7 separate regions of the Mus musculus genome follow, and all the other regions are linked to region 7. A link is a loop called in an ENCODE intact Hi-C map of the cell type or tissue named here. Cell type or tissue: left cerebral cortex. All regions are shown on one strand.

Region 1 (4,000 bases), 950 kb after region 7:
TCAGTTGGTCAAGCCAATCTATATGCACTAGGTTCAGTGAGAGACCATGTTTCAAACTACAAGGTGAAGAGTGAGGGACAAAGATACTGATGTAGGTCTCTGTACACACACACACCACCAGCCCATTCACCTGCTCACCCATCTGCTCACCCACATACATACACACACACTTATGGGACACACTTTGCTGTCACACTTTGCTGTCAAGTAGAAAACATAGCCTTCATCTCAAAGAGAAGAGATAGTTTATTTTGGAGACAAATATGAGTAACCATGGCCTGGGAACACCGATTTAGGTTACTTTAGATTCCATGTTGCAATATGACAGCAGATTCATGAAGTTTTTTTATAGTAACACAACAAAAGAAAGTCATAACTCAAGACATTTTTCATGAATTAGGTACTTACCGAAAAGTGGGACATTTCTGCTATAGGCTTCAAATGCTATAGGTTTCAAATGGTATCTGCTGAGCCTCATGGCTTCTGAATCAGTGGAAGCCAGAGACCTGATAGCACATTCTAAAATGATTTACCTAATAGTTACAGGATGTTTTCAGAACAGGCAAAAAAATTGACTATTTAGGGCACCAAAGTAGTCCAAGATAATTTGCCTCAGGGCTTAAAACACTCCAATCACAGTAGTCTGTTGTAACTAATTAATCATTTCTGTAAAAAAGGTCAATGGAGATTGTAGGTTTTTTTCTGAGAAACTTGGTTAAAACACACACACACTATACAGGGGTCCTAATGTCAAGATATTTAAGAACTCCATTCATGGATGACAAAGAGGTATTTGGAAATAGATTCTTAAATTTGGGCTCACTGGACAGACATGAATTTTAGTCAAGCTACAGGCTCTGCAGTTGCAAGATCTGGGCTCAGAAGTCAGCCTTTGCTGCTTGCGAAGTGTCTTTGGGTGAGTCACTTCACCTCTGTGACAGAGATAATTCCAGTTCCTTCCCCATGCCACTTGAATGTTAGAGGTTACATCTCTACCCCAAATACAGGAAGAGCTTGCAAAATATTACCCATTCTTGTTGGACTGACATATTTTTAAATGGAAAACAAAAACCAACCACTTACTTCCTTTTCCATTATCTCAAAGTTTTACATAATCAGTAATAAAATGTGATCGTGAAGCAGCTGGGAGTCATTACTACCAGGCCCACCTTCTCTTGCCTCATGGCCTGCTGACGTCAAAATGAGGCCTTGTTTGCCAGGAGGATGGATGTTCATGGTCAAGGCAAGTTGTGACTTTAAAGTGACAACAAAGAAAGGGTAAGTTTGCAGGCTGGCAAACAGGCTGGGAAAGCCCTTGAGAGACTCAGACAGCTCACGCCATACTTCAGACTTCATAGACCTGGGAGACATCCAGCTTTCTCCCCCAGAGAAGCCGCAGCCTGGTCCCTTCCCCTGCCACACCATCTGGTCCACAGAAACACCAGACTTCCGTGTCTCTCGGCCCTATAAAAAGCGACATTCCTTTTCCTGTCTCCTCTCCACCCGTCCCTCCCACCCACCCGGCTCTCCTCTCTCCTTGCCTTTGGTCTTCCTGTCTTATCCCTTCTCTCCTGCCAATCACTCCCTTTCTTCTCAACACTCCTCCTACATCTCCCCTCTGTGCACTTGCAGTGCTATTCTTTATCTAACCATGAAAACATCCTCGAAGGGCTTCTAGAACATTCGTATGTCTGGAGGAGTTAGAGTCCTCCAGCGCTGGGGTTGGCAATTCTGCCTCCTTAGCGTCCAGGATAGACGAAGCATTTATTCCGAGGCTTTGTGCGCCCTCTTGTGGTTTCTCCGTCATGCCAACTCCCGCAGACAATGGCTGCTTTGTCCAGAAGAGATGATGATTTAGATGACAACCTGGCTTAAACCTCAGAAACCTTCAATCTCTCCTTCTTCAAACAGTTTTTATTAGAAGGATGGCTGTGAAAAATGAAGCCCTTATGCACAAAGCCACCGCGTTTCACTGCGATGTTCACCTGGCCTATGAAGATCTCCGGACACAAAACCAGGCAACAAAATCAGGATGCAACAAGATGGAGGGGCAAAGCACAGAAGCGGAGTGGGCCCTGCCGTAGGTGAGGGTTGCCATCCTCTTACACCTGCCGCTTCATGCTTGAGCTCAGGTTAGAACACTTGTGAGATGATTTCTCTATTCTAAATCTGACAGTAATCCCTCGCGGGGGGGGGGGGCGGGGGGGGGAAGATGCACCTGGCCAGACTGCTAGGCTGGCTCAGAAGGTCCCAGAATGACTATAGGCAGTTTTTGGCTCCTATGATTGCTGGACATCTCTCCCCATCCCTTTCTCCTCCCCTTCTCCCTCCCCTCTCTCTCCCTTTCCTTTCCTCCCTCTCCTCCTCTTCCTCTTCGTCCTGCTCCCCACTCATCTCTCCCTCTTTTTCTGATCTTCTTCAACAGGATCCCACTATACAGCCCAGGCTGGCCTCAAACTCACAATCCTGCCACCCCCTTCGATTAGTGAGAATGCAAGCCTGTGCCACAGTGGCCTGTCTGTTCCAGCTGAGACCTGTTCTGTACAGTCAGCTCAGAGTGCAAACACACGCTTTAACTCATGACTTCCAAAGTCAGGTTGCCATGACCTAGAACTCTGGAAAACAGCATCATGACATCACAAAAACGAGTGCTGGCTGGGGGAAAGCAGTATGTCCTGGTATCAAGAGCTTACGCAGTCCTGCAAGGGCAGGTTATACAGATGGGAGCATTGCATGAGCTAGTGGAACACCTCCATCCATAACTGCCTGCTTGTGAGAGACCGGGGGGAGGGGGGGGGGAGATCCCACCTGGGTTTCAGGCTCAACATCAGGGTAAGGCAGGAATAGTAGTTTCACAAGTACAGGATTGAGGGTCAGAATGCCAGGTCATAAAGATATGACTACTTTGTTCTGGCAGGTTCATGTAGGCAGTAGGTATGCCTTGGTCTTCTTTGATCCATACTGATTCTTAAATTGCTCAAATCTGAGGACCTTAGGTTTCCCAGTGACAGCAGAAGGACTAAAGGGAACTTTGGCATGTCCCCAGAAAGGGCACTTTTCCATGTCTGTCCAGAAAGAAATGGAGCCAATGTGGAGAAGTCAGTGGAGACTGCTCCAGGCATGGGGTAGGGCCAGATCAAGTGATCAGGGGCTGCAGCATCCGGGGATCAAAAGTTTTCTTGGAAATTGTGTGACTTACTAACAGAAGAGAGTACGAGGCCAGAGAGAAGCCTAGCAGGCTGGGTAAAGAAAAGGTTGTCATTGAGGCAAGAGCCCTGAAAGACCAATCAAGGGTGTGACACCAACATTTAGTTTGTAATTGCACATCTGGCTTCAAGACTCCTGTCACAGTTTTATAGGGATCACTGGGAAACACGGACATGAGCATGCACTGAAAACAGAGCTGGGGGAGGGTGGGGCACAGGGTGTCCAGGGTCTGGCAGAGCACATGGAAGCAAACGGTAGGCTGGATGTCTGAGCACTGAGATGCTAATATCTGGAGCATCAAACCTGGGGTTAAGAAGCAAGGTGACCTACAATGTCTGCTTGTTTGTCTCTGATGTGCCTTACCATTATGGTGGCAATGAGTCTTGGAGAGAGCCCTGACTGGGCATCTCTCTGGGAAATTGGCCACCAACTGCCCAGTTTATTAATTATATAATTGTAATTCATCAAACAATTGCTGAGATCATTTACTAAGGCCAATGGGGTATGTTTTCCCCAGAACAGCAAGCTACCGAAAGAGAATAGAGACCCTTCCAAGTATGTACTTGTGTGGCAGAGCATTGCTTAGCGTGTGCAAGGCTGTAGCTCCCTGCCCATGTACCATACACATCCTGTATCAAAAGCACAGAGCCACATGACTAGTCCGCAGCACTGCAAGCAAACAAAGAATCTTAAAAGTTATAAAATTGTAAAATTTACCAGTTTGCTAGATATTTGCCAAACACATATTGTATAGAAGATTGTATGTGCTACTTGTATGCAGACATTATGTATT
Region 2 (4,000 bases), 370 kb before region 7:
ATCTTTCGATATCTTTTTGATTCAAAAACATGACTTTGAACAGTTCAGTAATGTTGTTTCCCTTTTAGTTGCAAAGATATAAATTCAGAGCAAAGTAGGCTATTTTATTTGTTAACAGGTGATCTTTAATAAAGTGCATACAAGCAAAAACAAGGTAGGTCTCCAACTTGAGTGAAAACAAACACAGGCCTAGAAGACAAATCAGTACTGGTCTGTGCCGGCTCGCTCACGTGTGAGAAAGCAAACACGTGGGAGAGAAGGTGGGGTCACAAACGCTGAAGTTATCTCATTTAATTTTTTTTTTTATTTCTTGTCCCAGAAATAGACCCCAGGGCTATAAAGTTCTATACACATTGTCTGTTGATGAAGTTTTGACCCCAATTTTGCTCTACATCAAAATTAGTTGAGCTTCTCACAGAGACTGAGAAAGACTTCATTCAATCCAGCAACCTTTCAAAATGAATTAATGAGCAGTACCTCTCAATTGTACAAACATTTTACAAGACTTTCTGCTCCTCCAACACCTTGGAGTTTTAAAGTGTTCTATGTTTCAAAAACCAAAAAGAAGTAAAAAAGCTGCCTCCATCCGTCCTGCCTCCTACCCCCACCCCCAACACTATTTCAACGAGTAAGTTATCTTAGTTTTACTTTTTAAATAAAGGCTTTCTTTTGTCTGCCTTCCCTTTCTATCGCCACTAGCACATATTTGGGTGGTGGGAGAGAGTTCTTAAATAGGACCCTTACGCGAGGAACATAGGAATAAGGGAACCACTATTCTGGAACTTGCCCACTTGACCCTCAGCGTTCCCCATCCGACCCCTTCCTGCTCTCTTCCTTCCTCTGGCTGTTCTTCCAGGAGCCTGAGCACCTCAGGTCCGCACGCAGTAAACTGAGTTTTGTTAGAGGCTTCGGTAGGTTTCCCCATGGAAAGCTTTGAGTGTTTCTTCTGGTTCGCTTGTGTGTAGAAGCTCGGTCGGGGCAACCCAATCCCCTATCCTTTCGGTAGATCCACCGACCGAGCAGGCGCTCTCTCAAGGAATGCCGACACTCAAATGATGCACGCTGGCGTTCATTCACAGCGAAAAAACAGTGGATGGGGCTTGCCTGAAGCACGTGGCCTCCGGTGATTCGTAGTAGAGAGGAGGCACGCGGGTGAGAAGCCAGGGAAGAAGTTGGCAGGCAGGGATACAGCATGTGCCTGAATCCCCGCCGGGCTCCCTGCTTGCCCAAGTCTCCCCCTGCAATCCAAAGCGCAGATCAATTTCCCTCTTTACCAGTAGGACAGCTTTTTCGTTGAAAAGTGGGGGGAGGAGGGGCACGACAAGGAAAAAAGAAAAGGAAGTGTGCTCGCATGTTAACTTGGTTTTCCCCCCTCCATGTGCTTCCAAATTAAAAAGTGGCCTCTTAGGCGACAAGCCTGCGGTTTTCACAGTGTAAAACGGATTAGTGGGCAAGCTCCTGCCCTTCTCGACTTTCGCTTGCGGTTTGCAACCCCCATGGCGGGTCTGACCCGGAGGCACCTGCCCAAGCGAGCTTTGCCCGCAGCTGCCTAGCGTGTGGACTCCGCTTCTCAGGCGCTAACACCTACCCCAGGGACCATCGGCCATCCACCCGCGGGGCGGTTCCCAGGCCCAGTGCCCAGGGGGAGGGGAGTTCCCACGGTGTGAATTATCCGCACACTCAATGCCAGCAGCCGGCCTTCAAGCCCTGTGCGTTCCAGTCCCGGCTCTCCTCCGCCGCTCCCGGGTCATGGGTGTGCCATAGTCCAGGGACAGTCTGCAGCCCCATGCTCCCAGGCGCCAACCGAGAGGGAATAGACTGAGACCTCGCGGAACTCTACTTGCTCATTCATAGGGTTTCCTCCAAGAAGCTGAAGTTCGTGGAGGACACTTTCAAGAGTTTTCATGTTTATCAGTCGGTTCAAGAAAGAAAGAAGAAAAAAGAAGTATAGGATAACACCGAGCAGAGGTCGCTGAAGATGCGAGACGTAGATCCCACACAGGCTGGACGCGTGGTCCAGTCCTATAGTACGTGCACCTGTCCACGAATTTGCTGGGAGTGAGAAGATTCCGAGATTGGCCAATCTCATCCCATGCTCACAGTCACTTACGTATAATAAAGAAAAGTAAAAGTTTGCTTTCCAGTTATAGAAAGGCCTTGAAGCAAGATTTAGGCATCCTCTTACACTGCTGGGAAATATCAGTGTGACTTGTCGATCCATAGTGGGACATCCAAAGAAGAGGTTCTGCAGATGGTGAGGCCAAGGGTCCAGAAAATAACATCAGTGAGGGACAGACTCCGGGATTCTGGTCCGTCAGGCCCGTTTCGCTTGGGGGACCCTTGCGCACGAGGGTGAGGCGAGAACTACCAACCTCCACCCACATTCACTAGCGTGATAGATTATCAGGCAGTTCCACCTTAAGAGTCCCGGAGCGCCCGGCTGCGGAGATCCCTGGCACCTGCAGGGGGCGCTGGTGCCTCGCGGTTCCTCCCGCGCCAGGGCACAGCAGGCTCTGCAGCTTCCAGGCCTTAGTCCCCGGAGGGGGTGGGGACCCTAGGGAAGGAAGGGCGCGGGTGCGGCCGCTAGGTAAGGAACCCGAGCCCTCCAGGATTGAAAAACAGCCTCAACGAGGCGCTAGCACCATGGAGCTTTCCGTCATTCGGGCCAGAGAGGAAGTGCAAGCAGGCGCCCTTCCCTGCCCCCACCGCCTGCCTTCCTGCGTCCCTCCACCTCCGCTCTCCGACCCCGGCCGTGCTTCCCAGACCCTTTGTTCTCCAGGTTGGGAGCAGCTGGATGGGTTCCCCGGGGAGGAGGTGTCCCCGCTGCACGTGGAGGGGAAAGGATTGTCCCCAGGCTTCCGACCCTCAGTTCTCGCCTTTAGAGTCCCCTGAGCCCCACCGCCCTCTACTTGGGCAGCTCCGTGCGGGCTTTCCCGCCTCTCTTTCCACGTCGCGGCCTCCCGGGTCTCCAGGAAGAGGAAGGGTAAAGACTGACGCCAGGGGCTAGAGAGACCACGTCTACTTCCAGGCGCTGAGAAACTCCTGGGACTCGTTTGGGCCTGAACCCACACGCCCGCCGCAGGTCGCAGAGGACATCCTCGGACCTTGGGCGCATGGTCCCGGCACAGCCTCTCTTCGTGAGGACCCCAGAGCCCTAGAAGGGAGAATGGGACATTGTATGTCGCGCCCAGGAGTCTGATTGCAAACGAACGCCCTCTCCACCCCACCCTAGGCGGCACCACCCGCGTCGCCCCTCTGCTGCGCGTGACCCCAAGGGCTTGGGCGATTGTGTCTCCCTGAGTACAGTTACAATTGTGTTCGGCTTAATTTCTTACTTGTTTGAAGGCGTCGCGGAGTAAAGCGAGGGGAGCAGGATGTGGGGTGGGGGAGGGGAGCTAGAGCGCGAAACTGCGGGGGAGGGGAGGGCAATTGCACAGTGAAGGGTCCCGTGTCCGAGGTGACCAGGCAGCACTGCTTATCCAGGCCCAGAATCTGGGCCCAGGAGCCGTAGCCCGGCGGAGCTCTCCCCAGCCTCCGCCCTGTGCACCAATCTCCGCAGACTGCAGTCCTCATTCCTCGCACTCCAGCACGTTTGCTCTCGGCCGGGTTGGGGGAGGGTTCCGTACCAGCAGGGTGTCACCAAGTAGGTGCAGCGGCTGGAGTAGCTGCTCGGCCTGTGGATGTAGGCTCCAGGCTTACGGGAGCCCCCCTCCCGCCTCTTGGCTTGACCCAGGTCCTCACTGGCTGGTCTAAAGGCGCGCTAGCTCTTCTCTCCGCAGCGGGTTCCGGGGGACACACCCCGTCCCCACCCCTGAGAGCTGGCGGCCAGCTCGGTATGCCAGGCGGCCAGACGGGCGCCCTGCCAAATTCCGCGTTCCTCTCCAGGAGACGGGGAATTGCGTCCCAGGCTCGGGAAAGCCGGTAGTTCGGGCTTGGGACTGGCTTGCAAAGCCTCCCCCCCGCACCCCCAAGGCGCCAGGGACGCCTCTGCAGGTTGGAT
Region 3 (4,000 bases), 210 kb after region 7:
ATTTTTAAAATTTAAATGTGATTCATTTTGTCATTTCCCCTATGGGTTGTGCATTTTAATGCTTTGTTTCAAACATATGTCCCAGGATTGAGTTGTAGCTCAGTGGTAGTGCATTTGCTCAGCATGCACAGGCCCCTGAGTTAGACCCCCAGTGTGACAAAAGGAAGGAAGGAAGGAAGGAAGGAAAGAAGGAAAGAAGGAAAGAAGGAAAGAAGGAAAGAAGGAAAGAAGGAAAGAAGGAAAGAAGGAAAGAAGGAAAGAATTCCCTAAGCCATGCTTATGAAGAAATTCTATGTTTATAATCAATATTCTAAAAAATTCTTATTTATATCCTTGTGTTTCTGTGTTGGTATCTGCACATGTGTGCAGAAGCCAGAGAGGGCATCAGATCCCCTGGGGTTGGGTCACAGGTGGATGGGGGTGCTGGGAAGGGTCCTTGGGAATAGCAACCAGCACTCCTAACTATCTCTCCAGCTGCATAATCAACATTTTAATAAAGTTTTCTTTTTCTCCAGTTGGTATTTAATGTATCTGAAATTTAACTTGTATGTAATGGAAGAAATAAAATTTTTAGTGAGTGTTTTTAAATGAGAATAAATGAGGAAGACTAAATATTGCTTGTAATCTGTAAATGCTGATTTAAACTACCCTTGTCTGCATACTACCTTGAATACATTTAATACTCAGAAAACATGTTCTGGCCACTTTTTTTTCAGCAATGTGGATTGCTTAGACTATGTACAAAGTTGGCCTTTTAAAGTCATATAAGTTGTGCTTAATTTTTACTGCTTTGAGCAGGAAACAATATCTTAATAGGATTAACTTTATTTAAGTACTGAATTATTCCAATTAAGTTGGAAAACAAAAATGACTTCTCCAATGATGCCCATTTTTAGAAAGCTCATCTGGGAACTCTCTGTACTCCTAGGCAAGTGCATTTACCATTTACCAGAAGAAATGCATACAAGACATTTTAATCTACTTTCAATGATTCTGGAAGTCAGGTTCTCAAATCAAAAGAATGTTTGCTGCCAGCTTTCACATCTATGATTTGAAGTTACCACTCTAAGTTTAGCAAGGCCTGGCTGTATTGCTAAGTCTCATGCCAAGACCTGTGAGCTTTCTCCCCTTTTGTAAATAGCCTGAAAAGAAGTACTTAAAACCTGATTTTAATTGAAGGCAATCAATATAAACCAAGGAAACTGTTTTGTTTTAAATGAGACACCCTGTAAGTTCTGCTCAGAACAATTCCCCTTGGTTTTTTTTTTTTTTCTTAAGAGTCTCAGAAATTTAATCTTTCAAATATTTCCAGGAATTCCAAAATCTATCACACAAAGGAGGAACACCTTCGTTTTGTTCTGGAGTGAGGGGGACAGAATAGAATGTTCTTGAAAATGTGAATCTAGAAGGTTAAAACATAGTTGGAAAGGTGAATTATTTTATTTTCAGTTTCTATATATAGACCAACTTCCCCCATTATGACTGAAAGAAATGTCTCAGACAGCAAATGATGTCATTGCCTCCGTTGACTTGAAATGCTTCTATCATCTGCTTGAAAAAAAACAAAGAATCCAACCCAGCTACCTCACAGAGAAACGCCTCCTCAATGAGACTTTTCAGGAAGACACTTGTCGCTAGTCCCGCAGCCAAGAGACTTCAAAATCACACTGCTTCTCAGAGAACTCCCCACGGACCACCATTTAGGAATAATTTTAATTCAAAATCAGCATTCTTGAGTTCAGATAAGTGGGGGGAGGGAGAAGGAGAGGGAGAGGGAGAGAGAAAAGGCGATAAGTATAAAAAGTGAATAATTTAAAAGAAACACCTAACCACCTTACTGCTTGGGAGTCCCCGTGTTTAACGGGAAAAAAAACACGAATTAATATCTCTGTCTTCTTTGCCGGTCTCTCTACAACTCATCTCTGGAAGTCTGTCCAGAAAGACGATTCTGATTCCTAGTCTATTGAAATACAGTGCAAAACTCCCAGTTGCAATAAAAGAAAAGAAAGCACGGGAGGAAGCCAACTAGCTAACCAAAACCAGAAAACAAGAAAGAGAAGGAAGGAGGGAGGGAAAGAGACAGAGAGACAGGGACGGGTCAGACAGAGACACAGACAAAGAGAGAGGAGACAGAGAGGGAGAGAGAGAGAGAGAGAGAGAGAGAGAGAGAGAGAGAGAGAGAGAGAGAGAGAGAGAGAGAGAGAGAGAGCGCTAATCTCCTTGCAGCAGGAGACAACAGCACCCCACCCCAAGAAGTCCCCCTCCGCTGCTGGGGAGCACTGGGCACACAGTGGCTTCTGAGGTCACCAGCTTGCCACCCTGGCCCTTGGCAGCCTAGGCTCGCACCTGGACGCCCTCTCTAGCCCACACTCAACAGGAGAGAGGGAGGAAGGGAGGGAGAGAGAAAGAGAGAGAGCGAGAGAGAGCAAACGACAGACAGAAAGACAGACAGACAGAAAAGAGAATGGCCCACCTGTGAGCCCAGCAGGCAAGAAACGCGCCGGCCACAGACTCAAAATGGAGAAAGAGGAACCGAGAGGGACAGGAAGGAGGGAGACACGGGAAGGGACAGTAGGATAAAAACTGTTCAGGGTCCGCGGGTTAGAGGATGCCAGATGGAGAACCCAGGAGTGGAAAGCCAGAGCACCAGGAAGAGCGAGGAGGCCGAGGCAGTGCTCCAGCCAGGCTGCTCCGGTGTCCAGGCTCCATTTCCAACAGCGCCATATTCGTGCAGCCCTTTGTCGTGGTTGATTTTTCTCCGGCGGCTGGGGACCTGTGCCAGTGGGTTTCTGCCGCTTGGGCAGAGGGCTTGGCGGCAGGACAGGATGCAGGGCTCAGTTGGGGGACCTTCGTGGCCATCTATATACCTTGAGGGGCTTCAGTGTGCAGGGCCCAGCTGGGAACCATCGTGCCTGCCTTACAGGGCTTCAGGGTACAGAGCACAGGGGGGAGCCTCAGGCCTGTCTTCCTGGTAGGGCTGTAGGGTGCAGGCTCCAGCTGGGAACCCCAGTGCCTGGTTTTGCCCTTGCAGGGCTGCAGGGGACAGGACCTAGCTGGAGGCCCTTCTTATACGTGCCTCGCAGGGCTGCAGGGTTAGCTGGGGGACCTTACTGCCCTTCAGGGCTGAGGGGTGAGGAACCCGGTTGCAAGTGGCCCTCGGGCGCTGCACCCCTCGGAGTTCATGTCCTTGACGTTGGAACGGTGAGTGGCAGACGCTAGTGCAGGAAGGAGGCGTTACTAGATTGATCAAAGAAAGAAAAAGAGGAAGGACGCCCTTAAAGAGAAGGGTGCTAGCTGAAAATAGCGGAGCACAGTGCCCCAAGATCCGAGCCTTTCTGGAAGGGATTTCGGGCCTCCCGCCCCCCTCCTCATCCCACCTGGGGGCGGGCGGTCAGCCACCTCCTCCTGCGCACAGCCACCAAGTCTCTACCCTGGTTGCTCTCCGCCTAGACCTCTTACAGGGTCGACTGTCGGGCTGACCGCCCGGACCTCCAGGTCCGCGGGTCGCTCCATCCCACCCCTACGTCCGAGGTATCAAAGCTCCCCCGGTAGATCTTGGGGTAACTGGAGGCACCCCCAGATAGAAGCCGCGTCCGCCACTCGTCCCGCCCTATGTCGCTCTGACATAGTGTCACCCTGAACCTCACGCACGTCTTTTTCACAATTCTCCCCTTTTCATGACGAGGGTTGTCCTTTCCTCCAAATCCCATCCTCGCCGGAGCTAAGGAAGGCCCTGGGTGCCTGGTGTCCCCTCCCTTTCCCAAGGACTCGGGGAGCTAGCGGGCCCCGACACTCCAAGCCGGAGTACCCTGAGGCCAGAGCCCCGCACTTGCCCGGAGCTATGTTGTGGACCAGGCCGGAGCCTCTGGCTTCGTCCCCTCCAGGTGAGAAGGACTCAGGCTGGAAGGAAGGAGGCGACCGCTCCCTCAGGACCAAAGCAAAAAACAGCTAGCCACTCGCGATCGCCGCCGGCGTGACCGATACCCACATCGCCCGGCGG
Region 4 (4,000 bases), 600 kb after region 7:
TGGGTCCACGCCCAACCTGCATTAACCGTGCGTGCCCAGTTGCAATAATTAGGAAGTTGCTAATAGTAAGGTAAATAACAAAAAGAACTTTACAAAACCAAACATAACTAAATTAGAGACTTATGGCAATGGAAAACTGTAACTTTGCTTTCTGAAATAAAACGGGGGGGGGGGGGTGCATTGTTGTCTGCTGTTTTAACAGTTGACATTCCTAACAGCTAAAGATGTCAGTAAAATGAACCCCAGTAGACCCAGCAGTAAAGTAATAGATTTCTCAACTCTTTAAAACGTTCCAGATAAACACAATCATCTTCATATTGCTTCACCTTTCTCCAGCTCTGCTTGGGAGGAAAACTATAAATAAAAGATACTGAGCCATTTTAAACAACTCTGTTAATTTAAGAGTGCAAAAACCACGCTGGCTTTCTGTCACTTACATTATGCTGAAAGGGACACCTGGGCATCCACTGAAAACAAAAGCAGAGCAGCAGGCTCAAGCTCTCTCTCTGAAGCTGGCTGACTGCAGTAGGTAAGGTCATGGTCAAAATTCACAAGCTCATTGAAACTTTCAAGGCTCAGCCAACAGCGCCTATCACGTTTCCTGAGCCCATCTAAGAAGATTAAAGCTGCAGGAGTTTTCTCGCTGTCAGATCAGCAGGACGCTGTTTCAGCCCCCCACACCGCAGTCCGCAGAGTCTGCAGCCGCGCACCTCCTTACATCCCTAGCTGTGCGCTAGACTAACCCTCCCCAACGCGCACCCCGACAGTCTTTTAAACAACCTCCAAAATGGATGTAATTAACTCTAGACCACCTCGAACTCGCGACCGCCGGGACCCCCTCCGACTATCACCACCAAGGCCATCCTTCTGCAGAAGTCTGTGACTTCTGCCTGGCTCCCCAAGGAGGGGAGGAAGCAAGGGGGAGGGAGGAAGACTCCCCGCCAGGAGGTCTGGAAAGGGCACAGCAGCTGGGCGATGCGGGAAGGGATGAAGAGAAGACGCTCAGCACCAGGGCCATATTTACGTTGCTTTTTTTTTTCCTTTGCCCGTCTTCCCCACCCCCACCCCCCACCCCCCCAAAAAAATTCTCCTAGAGTCTGACAATACTGCCTTTAAAGGAAAAAAGAAAGCTAAGCTCTCAAGCTGCCGCCCAAAATCTTCTGATTCACTCCAGTCCTATCTCCGAGAAGCTCCGGACTCTTCCTGACAGGGACAGGTTCACCTGCCCACCCGCTCAGGGCAGGAGGGCCCATCGGTCCCAGACAAGTGGAGCGATCGCTCGGACTGGGCCCTGAGCGGTTCCCCGCCAGGACTGATAGCTGAGACAGAGTCGGTCCCCGCACAAACTTCCCACTTCGCGGACAGCGAGCACCGACCGGCGGGAGGACGAATGCGGGACAGGACAGCCGCGGAGAGGCTCAGAAGCACAGAACAGAGAATGCTTCTCATCCTGCACCCTCCCTGGGTTCCAAAGGGAGCGCAAGCGCCGCCGGAGAAACCCAGGAGATGGACGCTTGTCGTGGGGTTAGGGGTACCCCAAGAGGCGAGTGGCCAGAGGGCCCGGGACCGACCGAGCTAGCCGGCTAGAGGTCCCCGCCCTGCCACCGCTGCAGCAGGAGGAGCAGAGCCGGGAGGCTGAGCCCGAGGAGCAAGAGGAGCGCGCCGCAGAGGAGCCTTACCGAATGGTTGACCCCCCACATGAGCACGCTGAGCAGCGGGTCGCTGGCCCGGAACAGCTTCACTTTCTGAGCCACGAAGTGCTTCTTCTTCGTCTTGGTCTTGCTCGCCAGGACGGAGGACCCCAGGTTGCCAGGGGTCGCCATGGTCGCAGTCTCGGTCCCCTCCACCGCCGCGCCGCCGAGGCCGGGGACCCGCCCTCCCTACACGCCAGCCCGGGGAGGCAGCTGCATCCCCCGGGGCGGCCGCCGCTGCGCGCCTGCTCCAGCCCCGCTCCGCCCGCGCTCAGTCCTGGGCGCTCGCTCCGCCCGCTCCGCGCGCTCGGCCGCTTAGGCTGCAGCTGCGCTCGCCTCGCGCCCCCGCCGGCTCCCGCCCGTCGCGGCTCGGCGCACAGCCCTCGGCTGGTCCAGGCGGCGGGCGGCTTCCGCGTTGGGCGCTAGCGTCATGACGCAGAGGCGGGCGGGGCAGCGGCGCCGACGGGCGGGGCGGGTGCGGATGCGGATGCCGGACCGTTAAGCTGTTCTGTGCGCTCCGCCACCGGTGCTAAGACGAGCACTCTCCTGGCGGCCGCGATCCGTCTGGGGAGGCTGCTGCGGAGTGTGGAGACTCGCGTGAGCATGCCTTTCTCGCTCCTGGGGAGGAGCAAGGAAAGGATACGGAGCCAAGGGAGCTCCGAGGAGGGAGCCCCCAGATGCATGGGGCAGCCAGGAATGTCCGGGAACCTCCGCTTCCCGTGCCAAGGGCTGGCGAGTTCGTGGGACCCAGAGCGCTTCTTCGGGGCCCCGGGCTTCCCCAGCATCTAGGGAAAGGACCTTGGCTCCTCTTTGTCAACTGTCTGCCAGGGAGTCCCCGCCTTGAACTTCCTAACCTTTTGTATCCTGGTTGGGCCTTCCCATGCTATCGGATACTAGAATGTCATTCCCAACCTACTCTGGGATTCTTCACTGAAACCCCTGCTTTAGTCAAGACAGCCATGCCCCAGTCTGGACCGTTTGCTTGGAACCCATCATTTTGCAGGCCACCCCTTCCTTCTCTTATTCTGGACATGCACCTTCTGATTTGAAAATGTTTAGCCTTTCACCACTACCACCCCACACTGAAATTAGTCGTCCTTACGCTGGCATTTGTTGTTGCAAGTCTACAGTCCTTAGATCTTTCAAGAAGACAAAGAGTAACGCCTGGAACAAAAAGGGAGCAGATCCTGTGCGGACCTTCCTTTTCTTCATTTGACCTTTCAGCACGGTTGCCCCCAAAATCCCCTTGGTCATTCTAACTTGTTAATACTATCCCCCCCCCCCCCCGCCCCGCCGCCGCAATGATTCCTTGCTTCTTCTGGTACCAAGCATCACCATTGTTAATGGCTAAAGGGGGTGAAGATAATAACAAAACCAGCCTAAATTAATGCTGAGAAGTCATAAACTTGACCCACAGTTCCACTAGTTGACCAAATCATTTAACCAGAGACTGATGTTATTTGTGTGACTAGGTATAGCCTGACACAAAGGTCACTTTAGGGACTATGCTATAGATTGTTTGTTACACTCAAAACCAGCAGTAGATAAAAGTACACAATGTTGCAGACCTGTAATCCTGGCCCTCAGGAGGCAAGGCTAGAGGATCAGAAATTCAATATAATCCTCAGGTAGGTAGGTATGTTCAAGCCAAGCCAGGTATCCATGAAACCCTGTCTGGGGGCGGTGGAGGGGCTGTGGGGCTGTACAGTCTTTATCTTACTGATAACTCATAAACTGTCGCCTGACCTCAGAAAAGAGTCTATCTAAACCAATTTTCATAGCTTGCCCACAGGCATCCTTTCACAAGAATCTACAACCAAATTCAGCACCCTACACAGCCTACAAGTTGTTTCATTTCTCTTCCTGTGTTGGAAATAAGCATTCATATTGTTGTTAACCAGTTGGGAGTTCATTTATTTAATAAATTCTCATTGACCCAGACTCAAGAGCTTCACATCATCATTGATTATTGCTCTTCATCACCCCTCCACAGAAACCTGTACCAGCCCTTGTCCTTGAAAACAATTACCCTTTCCTCCTGGTTGAAATGAATCCTTCCACTTCAATGCCTCTGTATCTCTTTATTTGTTCACAATAGCTGTAATGTACTTAATTGTATATTAATAATGCAAGACAATGGGCTTGCTGAAAAACTGAATTCAATGACAGCAAAGAGCTGGGTGAGCCTACAAGAACAGGAAATGGACACCTCTGGGCATTGTTAGGCAACCCTTCAAAGAGAAACCTGGGCACAGATGCACCAGAGGTCACCATCTCTCCTGGGAGGGGCAGAAACAAGGATGGGAAAA
Region 5 (4,000 bases), 300 kb after region 7:
AGTGGAGCAAGTGCAATTCTATAGACTCTCGCCATTCACATTTTGACTCCTTTCCAGCCTTCCCAATTAAAAACAAAAATAACAAACAAACAAACAAAACCCTCCTATGCTCAGCAGGTTCACTTCCCAGAGGTTCAGGGTTTCATCTTAATGGGAAGATACAATGACACAACCTTTAACTGTTCAGAAATCAGACACATTAGTGTTATCAGTAATTAGTTCATGGGAGTGATTTTAGCTCTGAACATGATTCATTACAATTTGTTCCCCAGTGTAACTGAAGAACTGAAAAGTCAGTGCAAACTTTAGAAAATGTGCTTACCAGCTGTTTCTATATGTGTCATGACAGTTTTCTTAAAGGATCTTCACTGGGGGTTTCCTCAAACTCATCATTTTTTCCAGAGGAGAAAGAGGCTATCAGAGTCGGTGGGATCTGCTTAGTTTACCAAATGATCATTTCTGATCAAAGAATTCATTTATTAGCATGCCTCCACTTCAGAGAACACATTTTAGCCCATCACAATAGAGTAGCCTTTTCCTGGATATTTGGAGGGATCTTTAATCTAGGCTTAGGAAAATGTATTTTATGCAATTTAATATAGCACATATAGGCTTTCTAAACTTAATGGTGTACACTAGAGCAATCCAAGCTCACTCTGTTATCTTGGTTTGCAATGGTTCTGGGAATACCCTTTCCCAGAAAGAGAACTAATGCTGGCCACTTGGCACTCTTCCTAAGTTTCTGCCCCCATATTTGCATTTTACACATCACTTAAAAAAACAAAACAAAACAAACAAACAAAAAAACCCAATGGTTTTTACAAGTTGCTCTCCACTCTGGACATCAAATGTCCTTGGTATGACCAAGATTTCATCGGCTGCTTCTATTTGGGATGTGTCTATAAAAATACTGAGATTATTTGGAAACTTTCAAGAACTGTAGCTTTGCTTTATAAATAAAACGATAAGCAATTCCACATTGTTTCACCAGGAAAGCAAGGTTTGAAGAATAGAAAGCATTCCCTTGCAATTGTCTTCTTTATGACTACATTTTTTTCCTCATCACTGGGAAAGGTAATCATACTTTCTTCATATGAATGATCTTTTGAGTTGCTTATTTGAGAATAACACAAATGACGTTTATTATTCACTGTAAAGTTAAAAATGGGTTAATAGTGGAATAGAAAGTAATTCAGTTTAGAATATTTGCACTACTTCTGAAACAATAATTAATGACAGTGTATGTTCTTTGTAGGGATGAGATGTGCTATAGGGTCCTCGGATTCACTCTACATTTCAGCGGATTTCACTGACCATTTCTGTTAGAGGAACTAGACCTGCAGAACTGATAAACAAGAGATGCTATTTTTACTTCAAAGGTTTCAGAAACCTCGCAAACCCTTTCTGTACGTTTGCAGTGACTTTCAGGAGTCAGCTCACACAAACAATCAGTTTCTGAAATAATCAGTGTTCATTTTGGCTTGAGACTAGTCTGAGAAAGAACCGCAAAAGTAAAAAAAAAAAAAAAAAAAATTGGAACCTCGCACATGCGCATTGAGGTGCAGCTGCACCGTCACCCTTCTCCTCCTCTCCCCTCCTAAATAAGCTACTGTGTCTGGTCCCTTCCTCTGGGACCCGGTGTACGCCCCGGGTGAACTGAGCTGGCTGCGGGGGACCTCGCAGGGTTCTCACACAGTCCTGGCAAAGGGACCTGGAGCACTTCCCAACCCTGCCCGCCGCTTGGGAGCGTCCCCGGAGGAGACCCGCCCGGCAGGCCCAGCCTAGCGGCCGCGGGGCGTTTCTTGGTTGCTCCCAGGCTGCGGCCTGGCCTCTCGGTTCTGGGCCGAGTCGGCGGAGGCCTCGCCCGCGTCCTGGCCGCGCTCTTCCCAGGCGCACCGCCGGAAAGGTTGGGGGGAGGCGGCGACTCCTGCCGAGACTCCTAGCGACTTGCAAAGGAGGCCTGGCCACCTAACCCAAAGGGAAGGAGAGGCCTCTCTTCGGTCAGCCCCGCAGGCTCCAAGGCCCGAGAGCGGCCGGAGGCCAGAGCGGGGACCGGAGGCCGTGGAGGCAGGCGGGGTACGCGACCAGACGCTTCCGCACTCCGCCCGCGCGCTCCCTCCCTTCCCGGTGCCCCAGGCGCTCCCCGCCCTGCCCCCGCGCGTCCCCGTGACCTCGTGGGCTGTTCTTCCCACTCTGCCCCCATGTCCCCACCCCGCTGCCCTCTCCTGAGCCTGAGGTTCCGAGGATGCTCCTGGGAGCTAGAGAAACTTTGGGCGAGTGAAAACGCAGAGGAGGCCGGGGCCTTGCCCTCAGCCCAGCCGGGCTTGTTGATGCTGGTCACGAACCACGGGCGCGCCCCTCTCTTCGGAGACTCTAGCACACCGGTGGCACTTGATCCACCCGCACCTCGCCCCCAGCACCCACCCCCACCCCCACCCCATCAACCTTGGGTCTAGACCGCATAGCCTCCTCTGGGGGACCTGCACCTGAGCGGTGCGTGGCGTCCGTCCATAGACGCCAGGGTAGTCTGCAGCGAAGCACCTTCCAGGATTGTCTCTTGTGTTTGGTACAACAATAATAAGAGAATTTTAAGCACCGGAGTGCAAATTCCCACGATTTCTAAGAAAAGTCCAACAATAAAATTTGGGAGGCATGGCGGGGGGCGGGGGGGGGTCTTGAGATGGTGGCAGATAATTTTAAATGTAGAGCGTTCACAGTGTTTTCTTTCTAGCCATGCTGGCTTTGGAGCAAGTTTTAATAAAGAAAGCTCTCGTAAGTAGGATGCTTACATGCATATACTGCGCAGCAATAATTTGCTTTGCTCTGCATGTTACAGCATATTACGCTGGTTGACTCCTACATTTAAAACGTAGATTTATTTAGTAATCACCACAATGCTCCTTGGTTTTTCGGGGGTGGGGTGGGAGCAGTGAAGTCATCACTCTGATCATAGCTTTCCTTGGGAGGGAACCAAATGCCTTGGAGCTTAGCATTCACCCAGGCACTTGGGGGTGGGGCGGGTGGGGGAATAGGGAAAGCCATGTGTTGGTGGATCTAGCTCTGCCGGGCTAGTCACTGTCACCTTGACATTGTACTGGCCTGAAAAACACTACTAGACCCTTAAGACATACGAGGTTGACCGTAAAATACTTGAGAAGTAAAGTCAAATACGAATAAAATACAAGTACAGCATACACTGAGAAATGTCAGCCTTCCACTCTCTAGCGAAGTTCCACATCTTTGCTCTGGGAGCAAATTTGCTGGCACAACTGAATGGTGTGCTCACACCTGACTGCAAAAACCTGATACTTACACTTCAACAAGGACTGTCATAATTCAGATAGCCCTAGGTTTGCTTTCTTCATTAAGATCACATCTGAACCCACCTATTTGGCCGCTGTGGAGCACATAGTACTTCTGCCAATTGGAGTGAAGCTACTTCAGTGATTTTGCAGTCGATGTTGGCAAAAGGATCGTTGAAGTTCACAAAATGACAAATGACAGCTACCAATGGAACGCCTTTGAAAAATTGCCAACATGTTTGAATGGAAAAGATTTCATATCTATATAAAGCAGACTCCGTTCTGTTAATAAGTTTTTCCTAGTTTTAAACTGTCTGGATAGTTCGCCAATCCCTACCTTACTCAAACCCTCTCATCTTTGCTCCTCAAACACAAAATTTGGAATGATTATAGACCTGAAATCAATAGTAGGCATACACATGTTGAATTAATATAGACTGAATTACATGGAGAATAAATTATTTTTTCTCCTTCATGCTCTGGAAGACAGGCACATTCTCTCAAGAGCAAAGTGTCTGAAACACAGGGATATTGTTATGTGTTCAGCTTAAAAGGAGAATATCTGCACACTTTAAGTACCTCAACAGGCTTCTGAAATAGAGAACTTTACCTTGTAAAATTCAGTGAGGAACTAGAAAAGAAACGTGTTAAAACTACCTTTTACTCATGAGTAGCATATAGCCCCACAATAGTGGAAT
Region 6 (4,000 bases), 880 kb after region 7:
AAACAACTTATATTCATGTAGGCAAAGTGTCCATTTTATTGTTTGATAAAATAACCACTATATCCAGAGGTCAATAGAGGAAGAGATAAATGCCTTTGCTAAAATATCAATGAATTTTATCAAACTGAAACAAACAGAAAAATCATACAAATGTGCCTACCAGTGGCTGTATCTTCAAACAGGAAGTGACTAATAATGTCTGTGTCCACATAATTTGGAGCACAGAAGTCAACAGTGGCTTCCCTCTAGAAACCTTCCATCCTTACTTTTGGTCTTTTGTTTCTTGCAGAATAAAGGTTGAAGAATAAGGAACAACTAACAGGAATCAAAGTACTTATCTGAATGAGAGACAAGAACTGCTAGGGTCTCTTGTTAGAAATGAAAGGAAAAAGAAATTATTTTAAGTGGGTAAATAAAGTAGGAGGCAGTGAAGACAAGCCTGTCTGAAAGATGAAAATGAGATGAAGCAGTAAAATAGGCAGTCATGAATAGGTAGCCCCCTCGGCTAATTTCGGGCAGCGCTCCTTCCTTACTATGCTGGTAATATACTGGACAGTTCTCTGTGTATAATGCTTTTTGGAAAGGAGAAGCCATTTAATTTGTGAATGTAGGAAATATCTCCAGTTGAATTTCATGTTTTATTTACTGTGTACTTTTCTGCCCAATTAATCATTCCAAATTCTTAAATAATTTATACAAGTATGGAGCAAATGATTTGCGGTTGACATCCTTCTGAGTAGTCGATCCTACATGCAATGAGAGTATTTTAAACAGTTTATAACATCACTGCCATCTGTTGGATCTGACCAGAATTAGATTCAAAGTTGCCCCCAAAATGGAAAGAATTCAGTAATCCTTTGCACTAATAACTAAATTTACTCACTGAAAAACCAGACAAGATTTGAAGATGAATATAGATGCAGACCAGGCTTTTTTAAAAGGATCTCTTTTAAAGATACAATTTTAGTAAATACCAATGAATAAATATTGAAAACAACAACTATAATCATTTTATACTTACAAAAAAGTGGAAACTTGTAACTAAGGTTAAACTCTTCACAAACAACTGTGTTCAACTATATGGACCCTGATTCTTCATAGCCATCTTACCTTAGCTCCATGAAGATAGCTTTAAAGACCCTAGAGTTTTAAAGACCCCCTTCTCCCCATTTTCCTGTGGAATTTGCAGTTCTTTTGTATAGCTTCTCAACTCCCACAAAAGTAGCAACCCAAGAAAGTTCTGAATTGTAGCATATATAACTGGCCACTTAAAAATACATCGATTAATTGTTGGGCTACCTTAAGCCTTCGAAATAGCAGAGACAAGTCTCCAGGGACTTCTCTACTTTTGTGTGACCTGCGGCCAGGAGCACAAACACTGATGATGATTAAGGGGCTCTGTGCAGAGACAGAGAGCCTTACACGGATGTGCCTGAGTGCTTTGTTAACTTTTGACTCTCTTTGACTCTATATCTCTGTCAATATGAATGACTGACTGATCATTTAGTAGTATTGGTATTAAAATTTCTCTAGAAACAAAGAAAATTTCTCCCCTTTAAATAAAGCTGAAGGAAGACAGATACTATCACTTTAACGTCTACAAAATTTATTTGTTGATTATCATGTCTAAGAAAACCATATATAATATGTGGGGGAAAATTTAAATACATCCTCAGGATAGATTTTTATATACTATTGAAAGAGTATATAGCATGCCTTGAGAAAAACCAGGACTCAGGTCCTGTCACATAGCCAGGAATGGTCTGAGCTGAAGTGGGTATTATCTATGCCAGTGCAGAAAGTGTGTGTGTGTGTGTGTGTGTGTGTGTGTGTGTGTGTGTGTGTGTGTGTTCATGCTTTAAAAAAATCACCACCCGAATAAATAAAGCTGGGCGTGGGGCTGGTAACATAATATGCTGTGTTTATTTATTTTACCACTTCGTTGTATACCTTTTAACTTGTAGATGTGGGGCTGATGATCTGTAGAGTCGCCATATTTTCTTGTAGAATGCTGGCTGTAACAGAGTGAGTGATGACCACTTATTTTGAAGACAGGAACACAACAACACACATCTGTTAAAAGTGGCCAAACGCCAATTCTTCCCTTCTCCCCGTCATATCTTGCAGGAAGGGACGCCACACACCCTCCGAGATGGCTGCGGTTGTTTACTACAGTCCTTTAAGGAAAAATTACCACTCTGTCTAGACCCAGGGCTCCCTAGCACTCAGATTCACTTAGGATAAGTAATCTCGGGTCTCAAAACCCTTAAAGAAACATTGCACTGAGAAACGACCCACGAAAGACGCAAACTCAGCACATAGGCTTGATGTATGGGTCGGACCTAAAGCCTAAGCCACGCAGTTATTGTCTTTGTCGCGTCGGGTTTTTCTTAAGAAAATGGTTTTCTGAGCGATTTCCCTTCACCCACAGCGGCAAGAACCGCGTCTTCATACTGCCCCCTAGTGGCGCCTCAGGAGAGAGTTGGGGGAGGGGCAAAAATGGACCGAGCGCTCTGTGTTTTAATGAAACACACACTAATTTAATTTGAAACACTCTGGTGAGCCTAAAATAATATTTTTGGAACATTATTAAAAGATTGTGATCTGGAAAGCATTTTACTGTGATAGTATTCTACTGCTAAATACACGGTTAGCAGATGTTTGTGTCTGTCTTTGTCCCTTTTTGAGGTGCAGTCGTTTCAAAATGTTTTGACACCTCTTATTTTTTTTTCCTCCACCAGTGACTGAATATTTGCTTCGCTGTGTTATCACAGGGACAAACGCAGCACGTTTGAGCAATAGATGCATCCCATGGCAATAGAAAAGATTATTTAATTTTTGTTTAAATTCATTGTAAAATTTTAGAAGCTTGGAAGTCTCCCAATAAAAGTGAGAGGCAACATAACATTGCTGCCTTAGGAAGGCTGCTTTTGTTTAAAGGATCGTCATTTTAAAAAAACAAAAACAAAAAACTAAGGATAATAATTTCAAAGCGCTTGGGACTTTAAAAGTCCTTTGAGAGCCTTGGAGATTGGACAGTGGGTAATGGCCCTTGTCACTAAGCCTGAGTTCGAGTCTCAAGTCCTACCCACACAGTGGAAAGATCTGACTGTCAGAGGTTGCCCTCTGAGCTGCACACAGAAGCCGTGGTGCGCACACACATTTGCAATGGACAAAGTGATAAAAGTGCTTTGTATTACAATGACAAAAGAAAAGAGTCCTCATTGTATCCTTATGAGGATACCTCATTCCTTCCATCCAAATTTACTGAGTGGCCGTTTGTTATATCCACCCATAGTGCCTCTCTTCCTGTTTGCGTAGAAGAATCGTGTCCTGTCTTTGCTTTTATTGGGCTGGGGGTGGGGTGGGGTGAGGTGGGGTGGAGTGGGAGTCATACTGAAGTTAAAAAGCACTCAGAATGAAAACCTGAGTTTTCAATAAAACCACCTGATTCCCCATCCCTACTCTGTGTCAGCTGATGCTTGCCAGACCTCGACAAACACTTTGAATTTGATTAACTACCAGTTTTCTGAGGCTCGGTGAATCTCATAAAATGTTCAATTAGAAAATTATCTGTGCTGCCTTTATTACCTACAGAGCGGGGCTGATATTTGCATAACATTTTAAAGTTGCTAGTACTGTCTGCTTCCCGGCATTACTGATTTTCACAGGAAATTATCAAACCGATTGGATATCCTCACATTATTTCTCTTTTAATTTGAAGCCTGTTTAAACCTATACATTACTTTGTATCCACCCTTGACTTTTCATATTATTATTAATCATCCCCTACATCTTTTTCCTTCACTTGGGAATAGGCCCTTATTGCTCATTATTTGTAGCTACACGGAAAGGCTCAGATCCGATCTCTGAAGAAGCTGCCTCCACTCTGACCCTGCAAGTTTATATCAGCTGTTTGGCTGGAAGGTGGTCTGAAAAGGATGATTTCCCACACACATACGAATGGCGGAATACGGTCATATTTCCCCGTGGTAGATTC
Region 7 (4,000 bases):
AATATTTTTAACTCTTAAGAAATGAGAACTGTTAAGTTTAATACCATGGTAATTTTATACTCAATGATTTTATATGCAATCATGGAATTAAAATGCAATTATTAAAAATTAAATTTCTGTTTAACAGTTCAATTCATTTCCTTTGAAAGTTTCCTATTTCATAACTTATAGGAAGAGGTACATTTCTTAGCTAATTCTGTTAAGTGTGCCTTTTTGCTGCTGCTGTTGTTTTTGCTTCACAACTTACATCTTGTGTGAAGGACTCAATCATAGCTTGTGGAAGTCTCTCTCATTCCATGATCATGAAGTTATTATTAGTTATTAACATGTCTTCTTTTTTCTGTTCATTGTTTGAGGTAGTCTGAATAAATACCCTCACTCAATCACTTTCAAGTAGAAATAAAAGGGAACAAGAGATTTTACAAGTTAAAGACCCAAGTTAAAACCTGAAATGAAATCAATGGAGAGGCAAGGACGTATACACAAGACTATCCTGACCTCCTCTTTCAACAGCACTCCAAACACCTCAAACCCTGAAAGTGTCACAACTTCTCTAATGAGTTCTAGGACCAAGCGGGAGGAGGCTTCAAATTTTTCCAGATTTCTAACTGCTACACAAACACTAATAGCAGGCTTTAACGATTACAAAATACAGTGCAAGAAAACTGCTAACAGACGCTGGGCAAAATGTATTTCAGTCTTCCCAGAAAGGACGAGGGAGAGGGAGGCAGTTGGAGTAAACATATGTTTAAGTGGGAAGATGACAATTTGGGGTGATACATGGTTACTGTGTCACACTTGAGTGTTAAAAATCGGTCTGCCTACATCTCTCTTCCTTCTTCCTTCAGCACAGCTCGCGGGGTGGGGGAAGGATGGTCTCCAGAAAGCCAAAGAAAAGGTAGTTGCACCGTCCAGCCTAACACTCAGATCAGAAGTTCCGAAGTTGGGCCGACAGTGAGGAACTGGGAAGAGATGGCGGTCAAGTGGACCGGGCTGGGTGAGGAGGTCCGGCCCGCCGCGCTTACCTGCTGCACCCCGAGGAACTCGTAGAAGTTCAACTGCACCTCTTCCACCAAGTCGAACAACTCCAGGTCTCCGCTCTCCCAGGCGCGCACTGGCCGCACGGCTGCCAGCAGGAACAGCAGCAGCAGCCACAGCGGCCGCACCGAGGATGACTCCAACCCGGAGCGCCGGCGCTGGGGAAGTCGCGCGGATCCGAAGCCGGGAACCCACATCGCGCTGGGCTCAAAGAGGTCGGTCGGCAGGCAGCCACGCCGTGCGCCGGCAGAGAGCGGAGACGTGGCGGGTGGCGCGGGCGGTGCGGACGGCGCCTGTCAGTCAGGAGCGCGGGCAGCCGCCCGGAAGCGACCAACCAGGCTGCCGGCTCGAGGGAAGCACTAACTGCCGCGGAGCCGGCGGCTGGGGAGCGGAGACCGGCCGCAGCCCGCTCTCCCTCTCTAGACCCTCGCCCCGGCCTAGGAACAGCTGGAGAGCCAGCGCTGGCACCCAAGCGGCCGTGTGGGAGAGGTTTCCCCAGGCCTCAGCCTATCCCAGGCCTCGCTTCCGGTGACATCACGTCTCCTAGCAACTGTGGGGCGGGGGCGGGGCCGGAAGTAGGAACGCCAGGCGCTCTGGATTCTGGCCTCAGAGAACAGCTTTCCGTGGCTGGCTTGTAGAGCAGCTGCACGTGTGTCAGCGCTGGCTAAAAGAGGTGAATAATCAACAATCGCGGACCTCCTGGGCCAAGAACGCCTATCTGTAGGTTTTCTTCCCCATGCCTTCTACCTTGCCTTCCTAAGTATTGATATTAAAAGCATATTGGAGGGTCGATGTATTTTATTGCTTAGGGGCTTCTGTTCATGTGCATTTTGTTATTTGATCAGTAAAGGTAGGATGAATTGAACAATGCCTAAAACACACAGATCCACCCCATTGTGGTTTTGGAAGGTGGGGGCACAAAAAGGAATTTAACCAAGAAAAAAATTATACTTCTAAATATGAATTAAGATTTGCGGATATAGTCCATGCAAATAAGCAGCCTCTAATTTCCAGGAGATCTGAAGCCCCCTTCTGGCCTTTGTAGGATCCTGCACACACCTAATACACATAAATTCAAGAAAGCAAACACACATACATATAAATAAAATTTAAAATATTCTTTTAAGTCTGAAGTTTATTTCCTTAAAGTAAAACTAATCTTGGACCTAGTATTGACTTTTGATTAAGACCACTTCTTCCTCTTGCAGAGGACCTGAGTTCTGTTCCCGGTACCCATATTGGAGTGGTTCACAACTGCCTGTAATTCTAGCTGCAGTGATCCAGTACTCACCTCAAGCTTCCACAGGCACCTGTGCATGTGCACATACACATAGGCAGGCACATACATGTACATACAAGACCCATCATCTTTACCAAGTCCCTACATTAAAGCAAATGTTTGTTTATTCAATGAGTGAAACTGTCAGAAAATATGGCAACAACAAATTTTGTTTACCCAATGTCCATCCTTTCCATATTTGATCATATTATTGAATACTGTGTTATTTGAAAGTGGTGTGATCTTGCCACAACTGCAAACGTGTTAGTATGAGCTCTTAGCAGACAGTCCTGTATTTCTGTCTTGAACTCTGTGTTGTCCAAGAACTCTAAGGACTTACTCCATTTTCAGGGGACTTATCACTTTCTAAGGCCAGGCTGATACAGAAGTCGAGTTGCCTCTACTTTATTCTCTGAGACAATTTTCTTACTACAATTCAAATTTGTCATTTCCACATTAACTGTTGTGCTGCAGGAGGTAACACAATTGAATAAATCCTTTGTCAATGTCTGGGCTAAGGGCAGTTATCAGCTGTTTTCTTCCCTGGTGGCATTTACTGATCCTAGGTATGGAGTGATTCGCTTTGGTCTGCTCAGAGGGACTTTACACAGATAAAAAGAAAGCAACGAAATCTTTACTTTGAATTGTATGATGGACTAAGGTACAAAGAAGCCCCAAACATACAGTCAGCCGTCCCACAAGACGCCCGCTGAATATCGCTTGAGGTTGAGGAACTGTGCTCACTGGTCATAAGATTTGTGATAGCTATGCCCAGTTGTCAACTCCACTATAACTGGAGTAAACTACAATCCAGAAATGGAGGGCACAGCAGACACAAGCTTTTGATCTAGCGCTTCAGGCTGGAAGACACACATTTTTAATACAGATCTCGAGGCACCCTTTAATCTGCGCCATACTTTCTGCTGGAGGATTACATAAGAACAAAGGAAAAAGGAAAGGTTCACTCCTCTTTGCCTGCTTGCATTCACTTTGCCAGCACATCTGTTGGAATCTACTTCTTCAGGATTCCAGCTTATACAGAAGACCAGCTGAACTACTTAACATTGTGGGACTGAGCAACTACTGCAGATTATAAGTCACTCCAGTGTATTCTCTTTAGATAGATAGATAGATAGATAGATAGATAGATAGATAGATTCTCTTTAGATAGATAGATAGATAGATAGACAGACAGACAGATAGACAGATAGATAGACTTAGAGAGAGAGAGAATTTAGTCTATACGTTTTGTGATTCTAGAGAGCTCTGACTAATACACGGCTGTAAGTCTATATAAGGCTACCTAAAGGGAACGCCTACTTTAAATACATGGGCGTTATTCTTCACACTCAAGACCATGGCAGTTACTTCTGAAGTTACACAAAGAAGATCTCTAGGGCCAAGAGGATGAATGCTTTTCTGGTTCTTGCTCAAAATTTCAGACGAATCATGAAGAGAAAAAAAGAAAAACAGAAGTTGATTGAATCTTAATAACTCTGCATCCCAGTCACAATCCTACTCTTCTGTGATTATGTAGAAGATATCAGAAACTTACCCAACTTGTCTAATTTCTGTTTTAGTGGAAAATAAGCTATGGAATATAGTCTATGGAAATTTTGTGTAAAACTCTGGGATATGTGGTTGTTTTTAAGTGTAAGACATAACAAGAATAGGAAGTTTTGG

What was found. Hi-C counts contacts between places; a loop is a spot of excess contacts. Peaks named below come from ENCODE experiments on the same cell type or tissue, not always from the same donor. Only the 100,000 strongest peaks of a DNase experiment are listed, where the experiment ranks them.
Region 1: a loop joins it to region 7, with 7 times the contacts of the local background. A loop is called at or near these places in 10 of 42 quality-filtered maps.
Region 2: a loop joins it to region 7, with 2.9 times the contacts of the local background. A loop is called at or near these places in 8 of 42 quality-filtered maps.
Region 3: a loop joins it to region 7, with 2.0 times the contacts of the local background. A loop is called at or near these places in 3 of 42 quality-filtered maps.
Region 4: a loop joins it to region 7, with 2.7 times the contacts of the local background. A loop is called at or near these places in 3 of 42 quality-filtered maps.
Region 5: it touches region 7 in a loop (2.5-fold over the local background); 9 of 42 quality-filtered maps call a loop at or near these places.
Region 6: a loop joins it to region 7, with 5 times the contacts of the local background. A loop is called at or near these places in 12 of 42 quality-filtered maps.

The regions. Positions count from the first base shown.
Region 1 is chr2:19,343,036-19,347,035 of GRCm38, forward strand. 4930447M23Rik (RIKEN cDNA 4930447M23 gene) reads left to right here and starts at 1,282. Exons shown (of 4, transcript NR_126563.1): 1 at 1,282-2,084. In left cerebral cortex, a CTCF peak has its summit at 1,796 (motif pointing left); DNase peaks (open chromatin) are centred at 1,430 and 1,749; H3K4me3 peaks cover 734 bases; H3K27ac peaks cover 1,113 bases.
Region 2 is chr2:18,025,085-18,029,084 of GRCm38, forward strand. The region is part of intron 1 of Gm33085 (a long non-coding RNA gene); the gene reads right to left. A930004D18Rik (RIKEN cDNA A930004D18 gene) reads right to left here. Exons shown (of 2, transcript NR_028376.1): 2 at 103-3,154. Gm17762 (predicted gene, 17762) reads left to right here and starts at 2,165. Exons shown (of 1, transcript NR_028378.1): 1 at 2,165-4,000. In left cerebral cortex, CTCF peaks have their summits at 1,262, 2,469 (motif pointing right), 2,673 and 3,919; DNase peaks (open chromatin) are centred at 1,127, 1,600, 2,479, 2,935 and 1 more place; H3K4me3 peaks cover 3,316 bases; H3K27ac peaks cover 1,518 bases.
Region 3 is chr2:18,605,761-18,609,760 of GRCm38, forward strand. No RefSeq gene overlaps it. Among named protein-coding and RNA genes, the nearest start is that of n-TNgtt9, 21 kb to the left of the region's middle. In left cerebral cortex, no CTCF peak of the experiment used is centred here; DNase peaks (open chromatin) are centred at 1,653, 1,911, 2,701, 2,971 and 2 more places; H3K4me3 peaks cover 2,267 bases; H3K27ac peaks cover 1,428 bases.
Region 4 is chr2:18,996,173-19,000,172 of GRCm38, forward strand. Pip4k2a (phosphatidylinositol-5-phosphate 4-kinase, type II, alpha) reads right to left here and starts at 1,949. Exons shown (of 10, transcript NM_008845.4): 1 at 1,680-1,949. The coding sequence starts at 1,823. 4930426L09Rik (RIKEN cDNA 4930426L09 gene) reads left to right here and starts at 2,147. Exons shown (of 1, transcript NR_024323.1): 1 at 2,147-3,632. In left cerebral cortex, a CTCF peak has its summit at 2,255; DNase peaks (open chromatin) are centred at 713, 913, 1,443, 1,457 and 1 more place; H3K4me3 peaks cover 2,866 bases; H3K27ac peaks cover 2,248 bases.
Region 5 is chr2:18,692,422-18,696,421 of GRCm38, forward strand. It overlaps a transcript of Spag6 not described here. Among named protein-coding and RNA genes, the nearest start is that of Gm46725, 3.7 kb to the left of the region's middle. In left cerebral cortex, a CTCF peak has its summit at 1,712; DNase peaks (open chromatin) are centred at 1,753 and 2,873; H3K4me3 peaks cover 1,754 bases; H3K27ac peaks cover 1,272 bases.
Region 6 is chr2:19,274,007-19,278,006 of GRCm38, forward strand. The region is part of intron 10 of Armc3 (armadillo repeat containing 3); the gene reads left to right. Among named protein-coding and RNA genes, the nearest start is that of 4930447M23Rik, 68 kb to the right of the region's middle. In left cerebral cortex, CTCF peaks have their summits at 794 (motif pointing left) and 2,464 (motif pointing left); a DNase peak (open chromatin) is centred at 2,391; H3K4me3 peaks cover 697 bases; H3K27ac peaks cover 418 bases.
Region 7 is chr2:18,391,266-18,395,265 of GRCm38, forward strand. Dnajc1 (DnaJ heat shock protein family (Hsp40) member C1) reads right to left here and starts at 1,565. Exons shown (of 12, transcript NM_007869.3): 1 at 1,026-1,565. The coding sequence starts at 1,235. In left cerebral cortex, CTCF peaks have their summits at 1,505 and 2,055 (motif pointing left); DNase peaks (open chromatin) are centred at 820, 1,313, 1,529 and 1,994; H3K4me3 peaks cover 1,989 bases; H3K27ac peaks cover 1,526 bases.